Regions from separate parts of the Mus musculus genome. Here region 1 is linked to region 2. The links are chromatin loops, found by intact Hi-C in ENCODE. Cell type or tissue: gastrocnemius. All regions are shown on one strand. Each heading gives the region's core, and the rest is flanking DNA. Links, peaks and the distances in the headings are about the cores only. Region 1 overlaps Sfswap (splicing factor SWAP). Region 2 has its middle 4.4 kb from the start of Nipsnap2.

Region 1 (2,912 bases), core at 245-2,744, 190 kb after region 2:
TCAGGACAAGCCAGAGGCCTTGCTACCTTCAAATGATACACAGAACTTCCCAAGGGTACTGCTTATTTCTCCATCTCGACATGGGGCCTTGCTCTGTTCCCAGAATGGCCTCTAAACTTTGGTCTCTAGTGAGCACCCTTCCTCAGTTTACTGAGGAGACAGGAGTACAGGAACAAAGCACCATGACTGACCAGGTCTGGGTTTTTAAGTGAGTGAAAATAGGTGATAGTATGCTAATAAATGTATTTCTTTGAGTACTGCAAAAATCCACACCAAACGAGGCAACAGAGAAAGTGCCCCAGGTTCCCAGGCCATCTAGGCAGTAACATGGAAGGAAGGGTGAGCTGCTAGCGTGGAGGCACACCTGGAAGCACTTTTCCAGCTATTCACAAGCTTACATGTGCAATAACCCAGAGCAAGGCTGGTGCCATCTGCCTAACCACCCAGGGCCCTATGCTTGCTAGGCAGCTACTCCACCAACAGAGCTACACTCCAGCCCTATCTAATCATCTTCCAGAGCCTTCAGCTCTTGAGCAGGTATGTGCTGAGGATCCTGAAACTTTCCTAAGACACAACTACGACATTAAAGGAGACATGTTTAAAAAACTCACAGGTCACAAGCTGAGAGCTTCTGAGAGTCAGCAGTGAGCCACCTTCCTGGCCGTCCCTGGTGCTGCACCCTGAAGGAAGATGCAGGGCCACTGACTCTGCTCTGAGGCTATGTACCATTCAGGCAACGCCCTCAGTCCCTCCTGTACCATTCATGCCATGTCCTTCCACCTCCTTCCCACCTCTAGCTGGCTGACAGGCACCCCTCAGCCTTTCCCAAGGCTAAAGGCTTGCATTCTATTCCCGTCTCCAGTCCTGGGCTACATCTAAGAACTCTTCACTCGGCACTCTTAACTGGAGAGGTCACTCATGTTCCAAACCAACTGTGTCCAGAACTGCATTGGGCTTTCATCTACACCCTTTCTGTCCTACAGCTCTGGTCTAGGAAATGTCATGCCTCCAGTCAGATTTCCTGGGCCTCTTGGCTCAGCAAGCTTCTGTCTGGGAGGTGTTCCCACAAGCTCCTTCTTCCTCCTCTTCTGGGGCCTCTGTGAGAATCATCCCAGCTCATGCCAGCTTTCTCTAAGTCTTTGGTCAATCCCTTCCTAGGATTCTTGGTTGGAAACCCCTGTATAGCCACTGTGCTGTGGGAACATCTGCCATTGTAAACAGCACTGAGCCCTGCATGGCTATTTATTACACACAAATACTCATAAAGGCTTAACTTGCAAAGCAGTCACAGGAAGAGTGACCACAGAAATGATTAATGGAGTTAAACTACTACAGTAATAGAAGTTAGGCGAGCAGGCTATTCACCCAACATCCTGCTGTGCTGTGCACACCCGTCTTGGTATAATTTAAGATGAAACAGTGTATTTGTGATGGTACTAGGTGGCCTGGGCACAAGGATATAGCAGTGGCAGATGACTTTAAAAGGGTCTTTTGAATGTAAACCCCTAGCCACAACACATGAGGACAATTCCTAAGTGACTAGTGGAAGGGAGACTAGCCTACAGGCTGGGTCAGCTGGACGAAGGGGACAATTCCGGTCCCGGTGGGAAGGTCTGTGACTGTTCAAGATCTTATCATATAACTCATTATAGCAGTGCACAATTTTAAAATTTTGAGTTGCTTTATTTCTGGAATTTTCCATTGAACATCCTCAGACTGGATCCCACGGAAAGCAAAACTGCAGATGCAGAGCCTGCTGCCTCTTCCCTGTTTCCCATCTGTTTTGTTCTCTAGCATGCCAGTGCCAAATGGAAAGGCTGTGCAAGCATTCCTGACATAGCACTGGCATGGACACACTGTTCCATGAATGCTCCAGTTGTACAGGAGAGAACAGGCAGTATCAGCCGAGGGCAAGGGCTGGGAAGTTATAGCACAGAGCACTCCAGACTGGAGGGAAAAACACATCTACATCATACTAGGTCCTTCCCACTATCTATCTAAGGGTTGAAATAAAAAAATGTATCTTCCAGCATAGTCTCTTGTAACAAGTTGTAACAAGGATGTGCCCCAGCAAACAAATGAGAACCCCAAAGAGACAAACACAGGAGCTAGTACAGTCGGGCGATGGAGAAGCCACAGGAAAGCCTAAGGCTGGAGGCTGACAACACAGCCCCAGACTAGAGTAGCAGACTGGGAAAACAGCTGCCAGCAGCTAACACACAGGTGTACAGTGACGGATGGACCAGCTTCTGTCTTTGGCTTCAGCAGCAGCCACCCAGGCTTCGAAAGATGGCATTATTAGAACTTAAGATGATTCATCTTGACTGGTAGGCCTGTAAGGGTATTTTCAGGAAGGATTAACTGAGGGGAGAGGACCCTCCCTCAGAGTAGGTGGCACCTTTCTGCAGCAAATCAAACAGGAAGAGGCGGTCCAAAAGAAGAGGCACTGCTGCCCGGTCCACCTCTGCTTTTTGCTTGTAAGTGCACCCAGTTCTCCTATTACTGCTGCCATCCATCATCTGACTCAGCCTCTTCGGCCTTGCCCCAGGGGGAGAAGACCAATGACTCCCCAGTACTCCCCTAGGCTTTCAGTGGGGACTCCAGCAGCCTTATGAACTGTGCACCTATATTTGGTTCTCAGCCTTCAGTGGGTAGATGGCTATTATGACACTACCCAGACCAGTCTGTGCCAGTCCTGTGAATCATCTTGTAACATACACACTCTATTCTTTTGTCAAGAGAACCATGCCTAATACAGACTGTGGTACCAGGAATGGGTCCAAAATAACAGCAACAATCCCTGAAACAATCCAGCTGCTGTGCCACTTGGAACACATGGTCTAGCAAACCTGATGGCACTGCTGCGTTGTCAGTGCTACATGGGGTAATGGTTGGGTCCTTTGAGGACCGCA
Region 2 (2,912 bases), core at 290-2,789:
TATTTTAAATCTTTCTAATTAAGGCTTTCTTTACCATATACCAAAATCCACCTCTGATGACACACAAGTAGCCATATGAAATTTTATTGTTGGGAAAGTTTTTATCATACAAGTTTTGTAAATGATTTAGAAAGTAAAGTGTTGGTTTCCCTGGGGATAAGGTCATGTTAGTGACCCCCATCTTAGGCTACCAGGAATGTGTAAATAAGAAAAGAATAAGAGAAAACAAAACAGATAGACTGCCATGAGAACTACGGCTCAATATATTTTCTCCATTAAAGAGTTCCACAGCCAATTCCAGGAGGTCAATCGCCTCAGTCTGTGGAATTTGTCACACAGATCCTACTGGAGGTGGTGTGGCAAGGCCCTAGTGGTTCTCAACCTGTGGGGGTCAGGATGCCATTGCAGTTGGTCCAATGATCTTTTCAAAGAGGTTTCCAAAGACAACTATCGAAGATGAAGCTAGGTTTAAGAACTGAGACAGGACTCCTCTATCCTCTTCAGGTGGGCTGCCACAGGCAGACACACCCACATACGTGTATTTAGAACTGTATTAAAGAGTCACAGTATTAGAAAGATTGAGAATCACTATGTAGCCTTGGCTGGCCTGGAACTCAACAATGTAGACCAGGCTGGCCTCTGCACTTTGCCTGAGTGCTGCGATTAAAGGGGTACACTACCAGACCCATATCCTGATGCCTGGTTTTTAAAAAAGTTAAATTTATAAATTACATTTATTATTTATTATTATGGTATTTTCTTATACCATGTGTGTCCCAGGAACTTAGATGCACTTGGACTGTCAGGCTTGGTGGCAAGGTTGCTGGCTTACAGGTGAGCACCATCATGTTCTCCTTGGAGTCTTGTGCTTGCCAGGCAAGTACTCTACCACTGAACTGTAGCTCAAGCCCAAGAAACTTTAATGAAAACGATGCATCAGCATGCACATCAATTGGTCAAGTATCTTATAGACGCTTGGAGATGGAGACCTGAGATGTGCTGAGAGGATCACATAGACCCCACTGCCAGAGACCCAGATGCTCTAAAACGGGCTTTCAGCCCATGGGGCTCAAAGGTCTGTAGGAACTGATACACCATTCCTCTATCGTCTCCAGGCGGGTCTGCAGAGATGCCCACCTGGAACTGTGTTAAAGGGTTGCAGCTTTAGGAACCACTGGTCTAAAAGGCTTCCCTTCCCATGACCTATCCTGGCACCAAGTCAAGAGTTTCCCTTAGTAACATAAGCTATCCCACCTCTCTGTACAAGGTGTTTATGTTTTAGGATCAGGCTTTTGTTTTCCCCCTCCCCACCCCCAACAGGGTTTTTCTATGTAGTCCTTGATGTCCTGGAACTTGTTCTATAGACCAGGCTGGCCTCAAACCCAGAGATCTACCTGCCTACTTTGCCTCCTGAGTACCGGGATTAAAGGTGTGTGCCACCACTGCCCAGGCCTGGGATCAGTCTTTAAAAGCCAGTTTCCCGGCCCTGCATCTTACTCCATGCAGCTCTTCATACTGGTGCTGCTTACCTTTACCCTCATTTTCTCTGATAACCTTTTAAAAAAATTCATTATCCTATTTCTCTAATATCTACCTATGTTCAAACTGCCCTAGCAATTCTCTTCTGCTTTAAAAATTCCTGGTTATGCTTTGTTTAAAAAAAAAAAGATTTTTATTTATGCATGAGAGCTTTGCTGGCATGTCTCATGTCTGTGTACTACATGCATGCAGTGCTCACTGAGAACAGAAGGCGGCGCCATATCTGGAATTGGAGTTAACAGTTAACTGCCATGCGATGTGGGTGCTGAGGACTGAACCTGGGTCCTTTGCAAAAGCAGCCAGTGTTCCTGTTAAGGCCTAGGTAGCAGTTACTTGGCTAGCCTGCCATTAGTTTTTTATTAAAAAAAGGAAGAAGAAAAAACCTATTTATGTACACTGTAGCTGTTTTCAGACACACCAGAAGAGGGCATCAGATCCTATTACAGATGGTTGTGAGCCACCATGTGGTTGCTGGGAATTGAATTCACGACCTCTGGAAGAACAAGCAGTCAGTGCTCTTGACCGCTGAGCCATCTCTCCAGCCCTAGCCTGCCTGCTGTCATGACTTTCTCAAATGGTTTTGCTGTTATTAGGAACCTTTCTAACACCGAGATTGATTACATATTCTGTTGTGTTCTGGGCCCTTGGGAACCAATCAGGATAGAAGTCAGTAGAACTGTTTTGCATAGTTACCCACAATAAGCTTGGACTCAGACCAACCACCCAGCAGCACCCCCTGCACCTGTCTATACACTTTTATAGTATTTGCTTTTGTAAGCTGCCCCTGGGATGGACCCCAAGACAAGAGACATCTGTACCAATATAAGGAATGATTTGGACTAAAACTTCCATTTTGAGTAGTGGTCAAGTAAAATTTAAGTTCCCAGAACCTCCCTGGGAACTGACATCTTACTTGGCAGAAAGAGCCATGTAAGTGGGTAACTGACACCCTGGATGGCAAGTTAAGTCAGGACTGTTAGACAAGTCCCATCCTGGTAGACAGGTTAGACCATGAATATTAAACAAGGCAAGTCTCCTGCCACAGTTGAATACCTCAACCAATGGAAACAGAAGTGTACAACAAAGACGTATTCCTAAGGAAATGCCCTATTACTAAATCCTGATTGGTAAAATAACTTGGCTGTTGATTTTGGGCTTAAAAATCCTGTAGGCTCTTACCATGGGGTCATGGTTCAGTTCCTGAAGTCCTGGGGTATATGCTCAATAAACTCTCCCTGTGTGACTGAGATTGGTGTTCGTGTAGTTTGCGAGGTAATTCTGGACTCCAAGAGCTCTTAACTACTGGGCCATCTCTCCAGTTTCACCGGCCATGTTATTTAGGACTTCACACTTTCCTGTTTGAACTGCCTTCT

Evidence for each region. A loop is a pair of places that touch in the nucleus more often than their neighbours do. Peaks named below come from ENCODE experiments on the same cell type or tissue, not always from the same donor. Only the 100,000 strongest peaks of a DNase experiment are listed, where the experiment ranks them.
Region 1: it touches region 2 in a loop (2.3-fold over the local background); 2 of 42 quality-filtered maps call a loop at or near these places.

What each region holds. Positions count from the first base shown.
Region 1 is chr5:129,533,596-129,536,507 of GRCm38, reverse strand. The region is part of intron 7 of Sfswap (splicing factor SWAP); the gene reads right to left. Among named protein-coding and RNA genes, the nearest start is that of Sfswap, 34 kb to the right of the region's middle. In gastrocnemius, for the core only: no CTCF peak of the experiment used is centred there; no DNase peak of the experiment used is centred there; H3K4me3 peaks cover 202 bases; H3K27ac peaks cover 2,500 bases.
Region 2 is chr5:129,719,219-129,722,130 of GRCm38, reverse strand. No RefSeq gene overlaps it. Among named protein-coding and RNA genes, the nearest start is that of Nipsnap2, 4.4 kb to the left of the region's middle. In gastrocnemius, for the core only: a CTCF peak has its summit at 1,736 (motif pointing right); no DNase peak of the experiment used is centred there.